Linked DNA regions of Homo sapiens: region 1 is linked to region 2. A link is a loop called in an ENCODE intact Hi-C map of the cell type or tissue named here. Cell type or tissue: left ventricle myocardium inferior. All regions are shown on one strand. Each heading gives the region's core, and the rest is flanking DNA. Links, peaks and the distances in the headings are about the cores only.

Region 1 (7,051 bases), core at 1,753-4,252, 98 kb after region 2:
TGAATGTTAGGAGATTCTATAAGACATAAAATGGCTTCAAGTGCTTTTAGTTGTAGTCTTCTGAAGGGTCCAAAAATGATACTGGATCTTGTGGAAGAAATCTTTCAGTTTTCTGTAAATATAGGGGGGGGTGTGTGTGTGTATGTATGTAGAGTTATGTGGTTATACAACCTTTAAGAAACATTAGTGCACTGTAAGGCGGGGACTGCACAAAAGGTGCCCTAACACATTTAATGCCCTAGTTAAATGCATTGCACAAGTTCCGTTTTCTGGAGCTGGATAAACAGAACATCTTTCTTTTTCTATTCTAAGCTTCTATCGCCCCACCCCACCTCAGCCACTTCAGTGGCACAATAAATGGAAATCTTATTTCCTGCCTCTGCAGACCTATTTACCTGAGTGTCTAAGTGCACCCTTGCCTTTCTCAGGCCTTCCCTTCCTGAAATATGCTTTTACTTTCATCTCCTTGCCTTCGTTGCCCTCATTTTTTAAAGCTGTCTCTAATGCTGCACTCTATGTACTTTAATCTGTGATGTTGGATGTTGCCATTCTGCATAGCTGCCTTTAAACATTCATCTCCCAGATTGACATTTTCTTCCATTATGAATTGAAATCCCTTTTCACAGCCTGTAATGGTAAAAACATTTTAAAATAAAGAACTGTTATCAAAAGCCATTTCTGCCAATTTAAAACGCCTTATTGGATGGCTTTATTCCCTTTGATAATTTTGTTATCTTTGCAAACTATGACTTTGACTTACTTGTATGCGTATATATTTTTATTTATTACGAACAGAGAGGTTCTTATAGATGTCTGTGTGTCCCCTTGCCCTTTCTGGACTTTTATTTTTGGACTTAAGGGAATTGATGATTTTAAAAGAAGCAAAGGAGTGTGTGTGTATGAGTGACAGAGGCTATATGTAACCTGCAAAGTCTGAAATATTTACTGTCATACCCTTTGTAGCAAAGTGTGCTGACGCCTTATGTATTTAAAATACTCACTAAAAATGTGTCGTTTTGGGGATCTCTATCTTTTTCCCCAAATTAAAGCTCTTAAACGTGTGAAGTGGTGAGAATGTTAGAGCCTGAGCTGACCGGTTGTGGGGAGGTTCTAGCTGTGATCCCTGTTCCTCAGGGTTACCTTCCAGGCCCCAGTCTCCCATCTGAGACAGTGTGATTGCATTTGATGCTGTGCGATGGAAAGCATTTTGGGGTAGGTGGGACTGTCTGTGGTGTGTAAATGTTCCAATGGAAACACCTGCCAGTGAAGCTGGAGGAGGTAAATTACTAGTCATTGATAACATAGTTTTCATACCCTGGAGAGGTTGCATCGTCCTACCTGGCATTTCTGCCTGCAGTAACAGGAAGGGTGATTGAAATGTGCTTCCCATCACTTAATCAAGGTGGGGAATAAAATAGGTCATAGTTAAAAGAAAACAGTATCTATTCAAGGGTTAAGAAATATGCCAGCTGTGCTGGTTGTTGCAGTGAAACATCTTTAATTCCTCTTAAATGTCTTTAAGCTTCTGCTGAGGAATGTTACATCTACTGGAGAATCTCTGGTGTCTTGTTGCCCAGAACCAATATTGTATTGTTCACGTGGATGCCCCTAAGAGATTTTCACTTTCTGCCCGTGGCATCATCGTGATGCTTTCTTTGTTTGACCGTATTCCCCTTGCCCTTGTGCAGTTAAAGCTCCTGGCTCCAGAGTGCTAGATCCACCCAGCTTTGTGCTTCCTGTTCATACATAAAACTTCTCTCCCTACTTTGTGCCTTTCTAATGAAAGGATACTGGAAGTTAGAGATCTTTTATTGCCTCTGAAAAACAAACCAAACAGAACAACATGTTTGAGAGTGATTATAGTGAGATGGTAAAGTAAACTTGAAATGGAAACCCCCCTCCCCCTCCCTCTTCTCTTAAGCCTCGTTTTATTGCAGCCTGCATAAAATCATAGTGCTGGAGCCCAGCTGCTCCAAAGGCTGAAGGTCCTCATGCTTACAGCATGCTTTGGAAACTCATCTGCACCACATTTGCAATTAATGAAAATATTTGCTTTGCTTGTTATAAACAAAGTTTATGGGCAGAATTTATAATTAGGAAACTTTTTAATTCTTTTTCCCTTCAATGCCTAATTTCTCTTGTGTCATGTTGGAGAATTATAAGTATTTAAGAAAATAAACCTTTTCTCAATGCTGTTTATTTCTGGTGGTGGTACATGTATTTCTCCCTTCTTTTGTGTCCTCATGCAAATTAAAGGACTTGAAATCTGGGTTTTTATTTGTTTTTGTATAGGTCAGTAATACTCATGTGTGAGTAGGGGAGACAGTGCCTTTGTGGCCTGTCAGGCCATCCCACAGCCATTTGACTAGCTGGGTCTGTGATTTAGCCTATGTGAGAACAGCCACAGGGCAATGTAGCTCTCTTCAAACCACATGGAAAACCAGTGTCACCTCTTCAAGGTCCCCCACACGTCTTTTGTATGTAATGTTCTGGGGCTGTGGCCTCAGTGCTTTCCAAGTTCTGATCTGTCTCTTGGTGATTCTTGCCTGTACACCCATGAATTAGGTGACGTGATGTGGTTCTTGTAGGCACAGCACCTGCTTGCATTCTCAGTGTGAGAGTGAGGTGGTGATGAGAAAACAACCATCCCTCAGCTTTTACAAGTTTGTCGGGTCAGAGGGCATCCGGCTCCACTGCGCGCTGGCATCATGGTGCAGCCTAGCTCTGCCTTAAGATCTGTTTCCTCGCCAGACAGTTGAAGGGAAAGCAGCTGGGAAAACTCGTGACCTGGCCGAAAGCCTCGAGGTGGTTTCTCAAAGATTCCAGACTCATGCACAGTGCTATAAGACTGGCCCCTGTGGTTCTGGGGATTGGTGACAATGGTATCTTACAGTGCTAGCTAGCAAAAGAGGGTGGATGAAGCTTGTGTGTGTGTGGGGGGGGGGTGGGGGCCAGCCTGGGGGCCACTGCTGTCCACACAGCCTCTAGGAGGAAAGGCCTCTAACTCCTGTCTGCTTCTCTCCCTTGAGGACAGAACTTTGTCCTGGGCATTTGCATGAATGTCCTTATTTTTGTAACGCCAGTGAGAGGTGTTTTTTTATTGTTTGTTTTTTGTTTTTTTTTTGAGATGGAGTCTCGCACTGTTGCCCGAGCTAGAGTGCAGTGGTGTGATCTCGGCTCACTGCAACCTCTGCTTCCTGGGTTCAAGTGATACTCCTGCCTCAGCCTCCCAAGTAGCTGGGATTACCGGTGCCCACCACCATGCCCAGCTATTTTTTTTGTATTTTTAGTAGAGACAGGGTTTCACCGTGTTGGCCAGGCTGGTCTCGAACTCCTGACCTCGTGATTCGCTTGCTTCGGCCTCCCAAAATGTTGGGATTATGGGCATGAGCCACTGCACCCAGCCCTAGTGAGTTTTCTGATCTGTCTTGTTTCTTCAAATGCCAGTCATTTGGGCAGTGAGTGATAAATCTTTAGTTTCCCAGGTTTATAAAAACCGTCCATGCATAGGTAACCCAGGAGAGACTAAAATTATCTGACTTTGCTGACATGCCCATTGTGGGGCTTTTCTGTTCACTGCTCTGCTGTGAGTTCCCTTTAAAAGTAAGGCATGTGCTGGCCAGGCGCTGTGGCTCATGCCTGTAATCCCAGCACTTTGGGGGCCAAGGCAGGTAGATCACGAGGTCAGAAGTTCAAGACCAGCCTGACCAACATGGTGAAACCCTGTCTCTACTAAAAATACAAAGATTAGCCGGGTGTGGTGGCGGGCGCCTGTAATCCCAGCTACTCAGGAGGCTGAAGCAGGAGAATCGCTTGAACCCAGGAGGTGGACGTTGCAGTGAGTCGAGATCGTGCCACTGCACTCCAGCCTGGGCAACACAGCAAGACTGTCTCAAAAAAAAAAAAAAAAAAAAAAAGTAAGGCATGTACCTGTCCTATATGTCTCATATAAGGCATATGTCCTATATGGAGGGGGTGACTCTACTTCCTCTTGACTCCTAACACAAAAAACAAGCACAGTGATACCACTTGAAACTTGATGGTCTGGTTTGTATCCCCTTTGAGCCTTGTACACAAAAATCTGCAGAATTTAGTTCCTGCCTAGCTAGGCAGCTTTCATTGTTTCTTTTTTTAAAATCTGGTCTTTGATTGTGTGTGTGTATGTGTGGTTTTTTTGGTTTGTTTTTGGAGCCAGGAAGGCGTGGCAAGGACTGGTTGGATAGCTTTTGTCATAGAGACTGGTGTGCTTGTGGGAAAGTTTATACATCTTTCAAATTCTGCTCTCTGTGACTTAGAGTTTGAAGATGCTTTTTAAGAAGCAGGTAATGATTTACATTCTTTCCCTGCACATCCTCAGTTCCATCTTAGTACATACTAACGAGCGGGGAAGGTGATTGGTGGGAAGAAGCAGTCAGAGGAAAATGTGTTATCTGAATACATGAGGACTGGCTGTATTTTTTTTTTTTTTTTTTGGGAGACTAGTTCCAGCCAAGATACTCTTTCTTGTATATATTTTTTAACATTGTGATTACATCCTTTCTGCTTCTTAAGGTTCTGTCTACCCTAGAATGTTGTTAGAAATGCTTGTTCCCTGGTGCCACAAAGAAATAGCACTCAAACATAAATTTAATTATCTCAGCAAGGCAGTTTTTACTTTCTGCAGAAAGGGTGCTCATCACAGATGGAACAATGGCGAGAGCACACCTGGACAGGGGAGGGGCAGGAGTTCTTATTCCTGACGCAGGTAGCCCCTGCTGCTGTGTTGTTCCCCTATTGGCTAGGGTTGGACCACACAGTCTAAGCTAGTTCTGACTGACTGTTTTAAAGAGGGCAGGGGCATGAGCCAGAATGGCGGGGTTTGGTGGGAAGGACGGTGAGGAACAGGTAACTAAAGGTGACTTAGGTCAGAGCAGGTGACCGGGATGAGTCAGGACAGAGCAGGTAACCAGGGAACAGACGTGAACTACTAATTAGGATTGGCGGGAAAGTTGTTGACTGAAACTAGAAGCGAGAAGCCAAAGAGAACCAGGAAGTTAAACTTTAAAATGGAGAATCAAAGAATAAGAGCTGAACATACTGACATACTGGTTTTTTTGAGGAGAAACTTGGGGTTTACCATATTTAACAATGTTTAATTTCCTAATAGTAAGCTTGTTTGTTCCCAAGCTTGTTTAGGGGTGGAGTGTCAAGCGGAAGCTGCCTAATAAGTGAGCAATGTTTCCAGTCCCATGACTGGTTTGGGGCTGTTTGAGTTTTAGGAGGGTGGCCCTGTGTCATGGGGAGTGTTGAGTAGATGGGATGGGAGCCAAGGGATGGTGCTGGGGAGGAATGTGGATGTAGACTACACTCTCACTTAGTCTTTTCTTATTAGAGAGGAGCAGTGGAGGCCTGGGAGTTCTGGAAGGGTTGGTATCTGAATCTGTTTTACTGATACTCATGTAAGGCTAGTAAGCCCTCTCCTTTTCCTTTTCTGAGATCAAAGCTTCTTGTGGATCATTCATACTTGACCTTGATCTAATCCCAGATCAGTGGCTTCCTGGATCCTTTGTTAGGGATTGAAACCAGATCAGTTAGGGTAGTGCAGAAAGGCACATGGAGCAGAGTTCACTGATGCTTGAGTTTTCCCTCACAGGGTAAAAAGTTTCAAGAGTAGTGGGGGAAAAGTCATTTAAAAAAATTCAATACACACATCTGATATGTGGGAATTATATTCTGAGAATATAGTTTATAGGAGTTAAATTTGCATCAACTTATAATGAATGGATGGTTTAACCTAAGTATTCTCTCTCTACTCTAGGAAGTGACTTTGGTCCAGAGACTTCTCCAGTCCTGCACCTTGACCACAGTGCTGACTCTCCTGTGAGCAGTCTTCCCACAGCAGAGGACACCTATAGGGTGAGCTTGGCCAAAGGTGTCTCGATGTCTCTGCCTTCCTCACCTTTGCTGCCTCGACAGTCTCACTTGGTGCAATCAAGAGTGAACAAAAAATCCCCAGGTAAACAGGCAATGAAGGAGCTGCCTTGGTTATATATGTAGTACCTGCATTGAAAATAAGCAAAACTAGTGCCCATGAGAAATCTTCTGGGACAATGTTTTTTCTTTGTCGCAGTATCTTCTAGAAGAAATAAATCTTTTTTTTTTTTTAATTTAAGGAAAAAGTATGGTTTTAATAGATTCATCCTGTTTGGACTACCAGGCTAGATTTTTATAAAGATTAAAGATTTTGTTATCAGTACTGATGTTAACCAGCAATTTTGTTGTTTTCTTGCTGATGAATTAAGGAGCACTATACAGTTATGGCACCGACTAATGATGTTTCTTTTGATCAATGACAAACTGCATGTATGATGGTGGTCCCATGAGGTTATAATACTGTGTTTTTACTGTACCTTTTCTATGTTTAGATATGCAGATACTTGCCACTACATTAATAGTTGCCTACTGCATTCAGTATAGTAACGTGCTGTACAGGTTTGTAGCCTAGGAGCAATAGGCTATGCCATATAGCCTAGGTATATAGTAGGCTATGCCACCTTGATTTGTGAAGTACACTTGAGGATGTTCGCACAATGACAAAATCACCTAATGACGCCTGTCTCAGAATGTATCCTCATCATTAAGTGACACATGACTGTAATCCAAACTCATACGTGGTGTGTTTAAAGGTTATGGATGTAGGCAAATGTCATCTGACAATAGTCTATTTATTACTACCTAGTATATACTGATGTATTTCATTTGATTACATCATCTAGCATTTGAACAGCTATAAAGTTTGTTTGTGAAAACTCAGACTTGTAAAGGGGGGTGGGGGAAACAGACTTTGGATTATTCCTATTATACTTTGGAAGTATTTTGGCTTCCCTCTATCAATGTGTTTTACACTTAACATTACCCAAAAAAAACAAAACAGAACTTTGAGAGGTTATGATTCACATGTGAGGAAAGCCTTTCTAAAATGCTGATACCTTGAGTTTTAAAAATTCTTGGATTTTTTTTTTTTAAGGTTTGTGGAGTGTTTACAAAAGGCGGATAATTTGGGGCCCAGTTG
Region 2 (7,051 bases), core at 2,156-4,655:
CTCATCTCTTCCTAGACTCTTGGGGCTGGTATGACCTCTTTGTCATTAGAATCAGGGCAGAGAGAAAATATTTAGCAAGTATGTCTGAAGGAATAGATGTTCCTTCTGGGCTTTATAACAGCGTTTTAAGGTGTAGGTAAATATGAGCAGTTTTCAGCCAAGGAAAGGAGTCAGATTAAACGGTCACACAGCAGCTATGTGGAAGTGGGTGAACTCAAACTTTGGTTCAGTTCTCCTAACCCCAGCAAAGCACTTGGCAGTGTTTTGTTTTGTTTTTTGTTCTGTTTTGTTTGTTTTGGAGGTGGGATCTCGTTCTGTCAGGCAGGAGTGCAATGGCACGATCAGCTTACTTGAGCCTCCTAGGCTCAAGCGATCCTTCCACCTCAGCCTCCTGAGTTGCTGAGATTATAGATGCATGCCAGCACACCTGGCTAATTTTTGTATTTTTTGTAGAGACAGGGTTTCACCATGTTGCCCAGGCTGGTTTTGAACTTGTGTGCTCAAGTGATCTGGCATGAAATACCGTGCCCGCCTTTATTTTTTATTTTTTTTAAGGCTAGTCAAGTGAAGCAGTGGGAATGGGAAATCCTCTGTTCTTAAGAAATAAAACATGGGGGTCGGCTTTCTCTCCCTTGAACTTTCAACTCTTAAATTTTTTTGTTAAATTTTTTAAAAGTTAATTTCTAAAGCCATCTTCTGGTTTGTCTCAAGAGAAGACATTACCTTTTGTCCTGAATTCTCTCCCCTGAACTTTCTCTTCTTCGAACTTTCAACCCTTAAATTTTCTTGTTAAATTTTTAAAAAGTTAATTTCTAAAGTCATCTCCTGGTTTGTCTGAAGAGAAGACATTACCTTTTGTCCTGAATTGCCTTTATTCCATAACAAATAGCATTTGAATGCCTTCTGTATGAATGTATGTTCTGAGGTTTGGCCAATATCTACAGTGTTCATTTGACACTATCACTCTGGTCATTTAAAGAGTACTTAAAAATTTAAATCATTTTAATATGAAAAACCTTTCTCATTGTTTGGACCATGCACTAGTGCCCTAGTATCTCTAGTGCACTACACATATCTGATTTTCACTTTCCAGGGGGGGATTTCTATCTCAGGGTAATGGAGATTATAACTATCAACGGATCCTAATCTTTTTTATTTCCTGGTTTCTGAATCATAGAATTGTTTTGCAATTAACCATAGAAGCAAGAATCTCTTTTTGGGGTGAGAGGTGGTGCGTAGGAGCAGAGAAGGGATATATAGGAATAGAGTGATCTATTTTATTTTACTATTTTTTCTTTATATTTTTTAGAGACAAGGTCTTGCACTGTTGCCCAGGCTGTAGTGCAGTGGTGCATAGCTCACTGCAGCCTCCAACTCCTGGGGTCAAGCAATTTTCCAGCCTCTGCCTCCTGAGTAGCTAGGACTACAGGCAAGTGCTACCAAACCCTGCTAATCTTTTATTTATTTTTTGTAGATATGGGATGTCTACTTGCCTAGGCTGGTCTACAGTGCTTAGGCTCAAGCCATCCTTCCTCCCTTGGCTTCCCCAAGTGCTGGGATTACAGATGTGAGCCACCGCACCTGCCTAGGGTGATATATTTTAAGAGTACAAAGTAGATTAGTTGTCATTGAGAATGAAAAGAATCAAATCTAGATGTTCGTGTCTCAATTTGAGATCTTCATGTTGCAAAAGGTTATTTTTGATTTGTAACTTTTTAAAACTTTGTAATCAAGTTGATTTATTTGTGGTTATTGTAATACTATTTTGCCAAGTCATAAATGGTTAACTTTACTGCATTCAGATTTGAGAATATGCTTTAGGTTTTAAAGTTGCAATCTTGACATCATGTATGAATTATCTCACAAAATAACTACTGTTTGGAGAAAGAACTGATCTGATTTCTTCTTTTTAAACCAGTGATACTAAAGGTGTATTTAAGCCTGTTTTGAGTTTGTTGAAACATCACTCCAAAGTGGAAACATGGAAGGCTTCGAGCTGGACAGAGCTGAGTATAAATTTAAATTTTTGCCATTTCCAGACTAGCCATTTATGGGGCTGATCTTTGCCTTGTTTGTTTTGAGGGTTAAAGGAGATAATGGGTGTAAGATACCTATGCCTTGTCTAGTTAAGTGTTCAGCAAATACTAATTCTCCCCCACCTGTTACAGTGAGCTGGGGATTCCCTGTGTTTGCATAAGGTTGTCCTGTAGCTCTTTCTGTATTTACATATGTGATCTAGTCTTGAAGGTGGCTGGCTGGGGGGGCGCTCAGTTTTGTGTATTGAAAATTGCTAGAAACTGAGAGTTGGTTATTATATTGCCATTGAACTTCCTGTGTAATGGATGGTTACCATGTGTTTGTGTTATTCTCTGGTAAAAGGCACTTTTTATACCAGTGGAGTGTAAATTCCAATGTGAAAACGTTAATCTTTGAAAACCCTGAGCTAGGCTCCTGTTAACAGCCACTTGAGGTTATCTGGTGCTAGAGGCTAACCAGATCCCATTAGGCAATCCTTTCCCTCCCTGTAGCACATTACCCGAGGGCGGGACTCTTGGAAACTTCAAACTGAGGCTCCCCATGGCTGTCATTGCTTAAGATCTCCCCTGGGTTTTTACAGAATGGGATAATGAGAAACCTTCCAGACAGAGGGGCAGTCTTATACCTGTCTCCATTCATTTTGCCTCCCTTCCTCCTCCCTGCCTCTATTTAAATCTTTCCTGTTCTTTAAACCCTACATTTCTCAGGATGCTTCCCCAGACAGCTCTCAATTCCACCCTTCTGTCTGTATTAAACATATTAGCACTGACACCCACTGCCTTACCTACTGCCTTGGCCTTTTTGATGCTCATCTCGGATTACAGCCGACCCGAGGGCATCCACCAGCCAGCCTGCCGTGCCCTGTGCATCTCTGGCCTGGCTCAGCCGTGGGTGCACTCTGCCTGGTCCACAGAAACTGATTCTGTTTCTTCTTTGTCAGATCCAACACTCTGTCTTGGAAGAATTCTCTGTAAGGTTTTCCACACAGCAGTCTTCTGTCTGTTACTTTTAGAAAGAAATGAAAAAAGTAATTTAAAAATAACTTGATGGCTGGACATGGTGACCCACACCTAAAATCCCAGCACTTTGGGAGGCCAAGGTGGGAGGACTGTTTGAGCCCAGGAGTTCGAGACCAGCCTGGGCAACATAGTAAGACCCCCCAAGTCTGCAAAAAATACTAAAATTATTTGATAGCTGGGTGTGGTGGCATGTGCCTGTAGTCCCAGCCACTCGTGAGGCTGAGGTGGAAGGATCACTTGAGCCTAGGAGGTTGAGGCTGCAGTGAGCCGAGATCTCACCACTGTACTTCAGCCTGGGTGACAGTGACAGCCTGTCTCAAAACAAAAACAAAACTTGGTATATGCCTTCCTTAACTGTTTTTCTTTTCACAGACATATGTTAAATAAATGCCATACTTTTTGCTGTATAACTTGATATTTTTGTACACACGCAGTGTGTATTATATCAATATGCATTCTTCTAGAAATGATTTCTAGTGATTGCATGTAATTCATTTTCCAGCCTGTAGGTGTAACATAATTTTTTCAACTATTTACTTATTACTGAATTTTAAATAACACTGCAGTGAACATTATTCTAGTTTTATTGAATGACTTCCAGCAATTAACTGTGTTGAATTACTAAACATAGTAGTTTCTTTCAATAAATTTGTGGAATATGTTCATCTTATTAGTATCTGAGTAATTTACTTCGTGGTCCAGAACTGAGCTAGGTGTCAGGGATACACGTAGACATAAGTATTGTAGTACTAAGGATAAAACAATGCGTATACCAATAGGAAGGGATGTCAGCTACTTAAGTAAATAGACTTTAATTATTTAGATAAAATAGACATGAAAGAACTTTAGTGTATGCAAATTTATAAAACATCAACCAGCAGCTGTTCATACCTCTCCATGTGTGGGGTGTTGGGAGTGGGGCACTGAGATGCAGACTGTGGCAAAAAAAAAAAAAAAATCTACCTGCTTTACAGACTGTGGGAAAAGAATCTACCTGCTTTACAGTTGCATGACATGGTCACTTAAGAGAGTGGGGACAGAAAGACATGGACCTGGGTAGCTTTGGAAAATGGTGTTTTGACTATAATCTATAAAAACTACAAAAAGAACTGCATAAACGCTGTACTCTAGTGGGTAAAGTTTCTCATGGGACACAGGTTGACAGTTCCAACGCTGCTTTATATATGTACAAGGGTTAAACAAATAGTGAAGGGGTGGTGGATGGAGAGAGCCAAGTTTCCCACAGCTGGAGAGGAAAGTCAAAGGTATGCAAGGAAGGAAAGCTAGAACGAACCTTGTGGGACTGTATTAAAGTCAGAAACCTCAATGTGAACTTAGGTTTAGCTTGACATAGATACAGAAATAATTATATTTTAGTGTGTATTCATGGATTAGGACACACATGTATTTCCTAGATCTGTTCACTGAAAGAGCTTAGAAACAATAACACCCCAGTATCTTGGTTCCTAAATTCCATTCTCTAATCACAGTAACCAGGACTCCTTGAAGAAATGGATAATTATAGGTCTGGGGCATCTTGCATTGTCAGAAAATAAGGAAGTGCTCACGAAACAAAGGATGTGGGCATGTCTGAAGGCCATACCAGCCAACCTCAAAGAGCTCCTAATAGCCAAAGCTGGAATAATTTGAGCAACAAAATAAATAATATGATGTACTGCATTATAGTCCAAGATATAAAATAAATATACCTGCACATAACTGTATACTGGGAGAAGAGACATCTTCCTTATAGAAGAATTTCGAGTAATGTTTGCAGATACCTCCCCGTTCACTAGCTAGGCCTTAGCCCTCCCTACACCTTGAGTGTGGACTGAATTTAGTGACTCACTTCTAAGAGACAGAGTATGGAAAGGTGGGGAAAAAGTAAATTTACAGTGGAGAAACCTGCCAGCACTACCTTGACCAAGTAATCAAAGTTTAACACAACCAGCAGTAAACCATGTTCAAACATGAAGAAAAGTTTCACTTTGGGAGAATTGCTTGAGGCCAGGAGTTTGAGACCAACCTGTGCAACGTAGCAAGACCCCATGTCTACGAAAAATAAAATTTAAAACTTAGCTGGGTGTGGTGGTGTGCGCCTGTAGTTCCAGCTACTTGGGAGGCTGAGGTGGGCACATCGAGGTTCCAGTGAGTCATGATTGTGCCACTGCACTCCAGCCTGGGGGACAGAGTGAGACCCTGTCTCAAAAAAAAAAAGAAAAAAGTTAAAAGAAATGTACAGTGAATACTGACATACCCCCCACCTAGATTCTATAATTAAGATCATGCAATCTGGGCTTTATTACATATCTACCCATCACACCATCTTATTTCAAAAAGTATTTCAAAGTAAATTGCAAACATCAGTACATGCGATCCCCAGCCCCTACCCCCAACAAAAATTTGTTTAAAATGTAATTTCTACATTCTCTGCCAAGGTTGTTGTGCAGCACCTACCAGCCACAGCACAGTTGACGCTATGTGATTGTGCCCTGTTGAGCCTCGAGGCGTGTGGGAAATTGGAGAGGATGTAGGTGATGTAGGCATGCTCCGAGGTGAGCACAGATGTGTGTGATTGGGTGACCCACTGGACTGACGTGGATCTGTACTTGTGGGTGCTGGGGCATCATGGGATCTGTGAAGATCCAGAAAATAGCAGCTGTTTCCTGGCACAAGGGCGGCTTTAAGGATGGCGAGAAGGGATGGTGAGTCAGCTCTGGGACAGAACTGAGCTACTAAAGTTGTAATAATGTAGAGTGCCTGAGCATTTATTTGGGGAGAGCCAAAGGCCTGCCTCACCATGCCATTCCCCCCTCCCCTCTGATCTCTTGGGAAAATAAATAGAGCGGGAAGAGAGGGTTTAGCTCAGGAAGGGGTAGGAACACTGATCAGCTCATCAATCAGGAGAGTGCAATTATGCAGAAAGGACAGAAATCACTCCCTGAAGGCCACAGACTTGGGGATTTGCCCAGAAGAAGACCTTACAGCTGCTAACAGTAGCCCTATTCAGTTGGGGTGCATAATGATTTTAAAACTAATCAGGAACCAAAGCCTGAGGCTGGGGACAAGCACAAATATCTTGTTGACAGAGCAAACATCTAGATTTTGTCAGATAGGAAGTTTCTGAGGAGGTCAGAGTGATGTAATGGTGTGCACAAAGCTTTCATCCTTAAACAGATGGGCCCCCGAGGTACCATCTGCAGCTCCCTGGGGCCCTTCAAAATGACTTCCTATAAATTAAATAGTCCTAAATTGGTATCGAGAAATTAGTGTGGTAGCCATATACCAGAAGCAAAACTAGACAAAGGAAGGAAATTTCCATGGAGTTACCCATTTCCTTTTCTTCCCTTGCTTTATAAATAGCAAGGGAGGTTTATTATTTTGATCAACTTTCTTGGTTAACATGTGAATATTATTGCCTCCCTCAAATAGCCATCCAAGGTAAACTTCCCTTTCTCCTCTTAAGCTGGGACAACTGCATTGATCCCTACCTAAGCCAGTGTCAGCTGGATATTTTTCATAAACTGCCTTGCTATTTTGGGCGTTCTGTTTTTGTTGAGGAGGAAGTAGTGGTTTTGTTTCTGGTTTTTTTCTTTCATCAAAGGGATATTTGTTCTGGAAGGGCAAGGGAAGGGGATGCTTCACAGTCTAGATCGAGGGAGAAAATGTCCGACATCATATGTAAGTGGCTGATGATGAGTCAATTGGTGAAACATTTCAGAACAGAAAGTAGGTCCACTGTACTCATCCTTTTATTTATTCAACACTTACTGGCACTTTGATTCGCAATGGACAATATAGCCTCTGTTCTCAGGGAGACAGACAATCAAAAATTAGCGAAGTAAAGTTTACATAGGTATGAGTGGAGTATTAGAGAAGCTGGGGCAGGGGGTTCAAGGAGGAGGTAATTTTCCTTTCTTGAGATGGAATCTCACTGTGTTGCCCAGGCTGGTCTCTAACTCCTGGGCTCAAGCGATCCTCCCTCAGCCTCTGAA

Evidence for each region. Peaks named below come from ENCODE experiments on the same cell type or tissue, not always from the same donor. Only the 100,000 strongest peaks of a DNase experiment are listed, where the experiment ranks them.
Region 1: a loop joins it to region 2, with 1.9 times the contacts of the local background. A loop is called at or near these places in 1 of 110 quality-filtered maps.

Annotation. Positions count from the first base shown.
Region 1 is chr2:159,091,840-159,098,890 of GRCh38, forward strand. It overlaps TANC1 (tetratricopeptide repeat, ankyrin repeat and coiled-coil containing 1), which reads left to right. Exons shown (of 27, transcript NM_033394.3): 4 at 5,798-5,995. Among named protein-coding and RNA genes, the nearest start is that of MIR6888, 91 kb to the right of the region's middle. In left ventricle myocardium inferior, for the core only: no CTCF peak of the experiment used is centred there; a DNase peak (open chromatin) is centred at 2,752; H3K27ac peaks cover 2,500 bases.
Region 2 is chr2:158,992,984-159,000,034 of GRCh38, forward strand. All of the region lies in intron 1 of TANC1 (tetratricopeptide repeat, ankyrin repeat and coiled-coil containing 1), which reads left to right. Among named protein-coding and RNA genes, the nearest start is that of TANC1, 28 kb to the left of the region's middle. RefSeq lists an enhancer at 2,060-2,717. In left ventricle myocardium inferior, for the core only: a CTCF peak has its summit at 3,548; a DNase peak (open chromatin) is centred at 2,548; H3K4me3 peaks cover 382 bases; H3K27ac peaks cover 1,295 bases.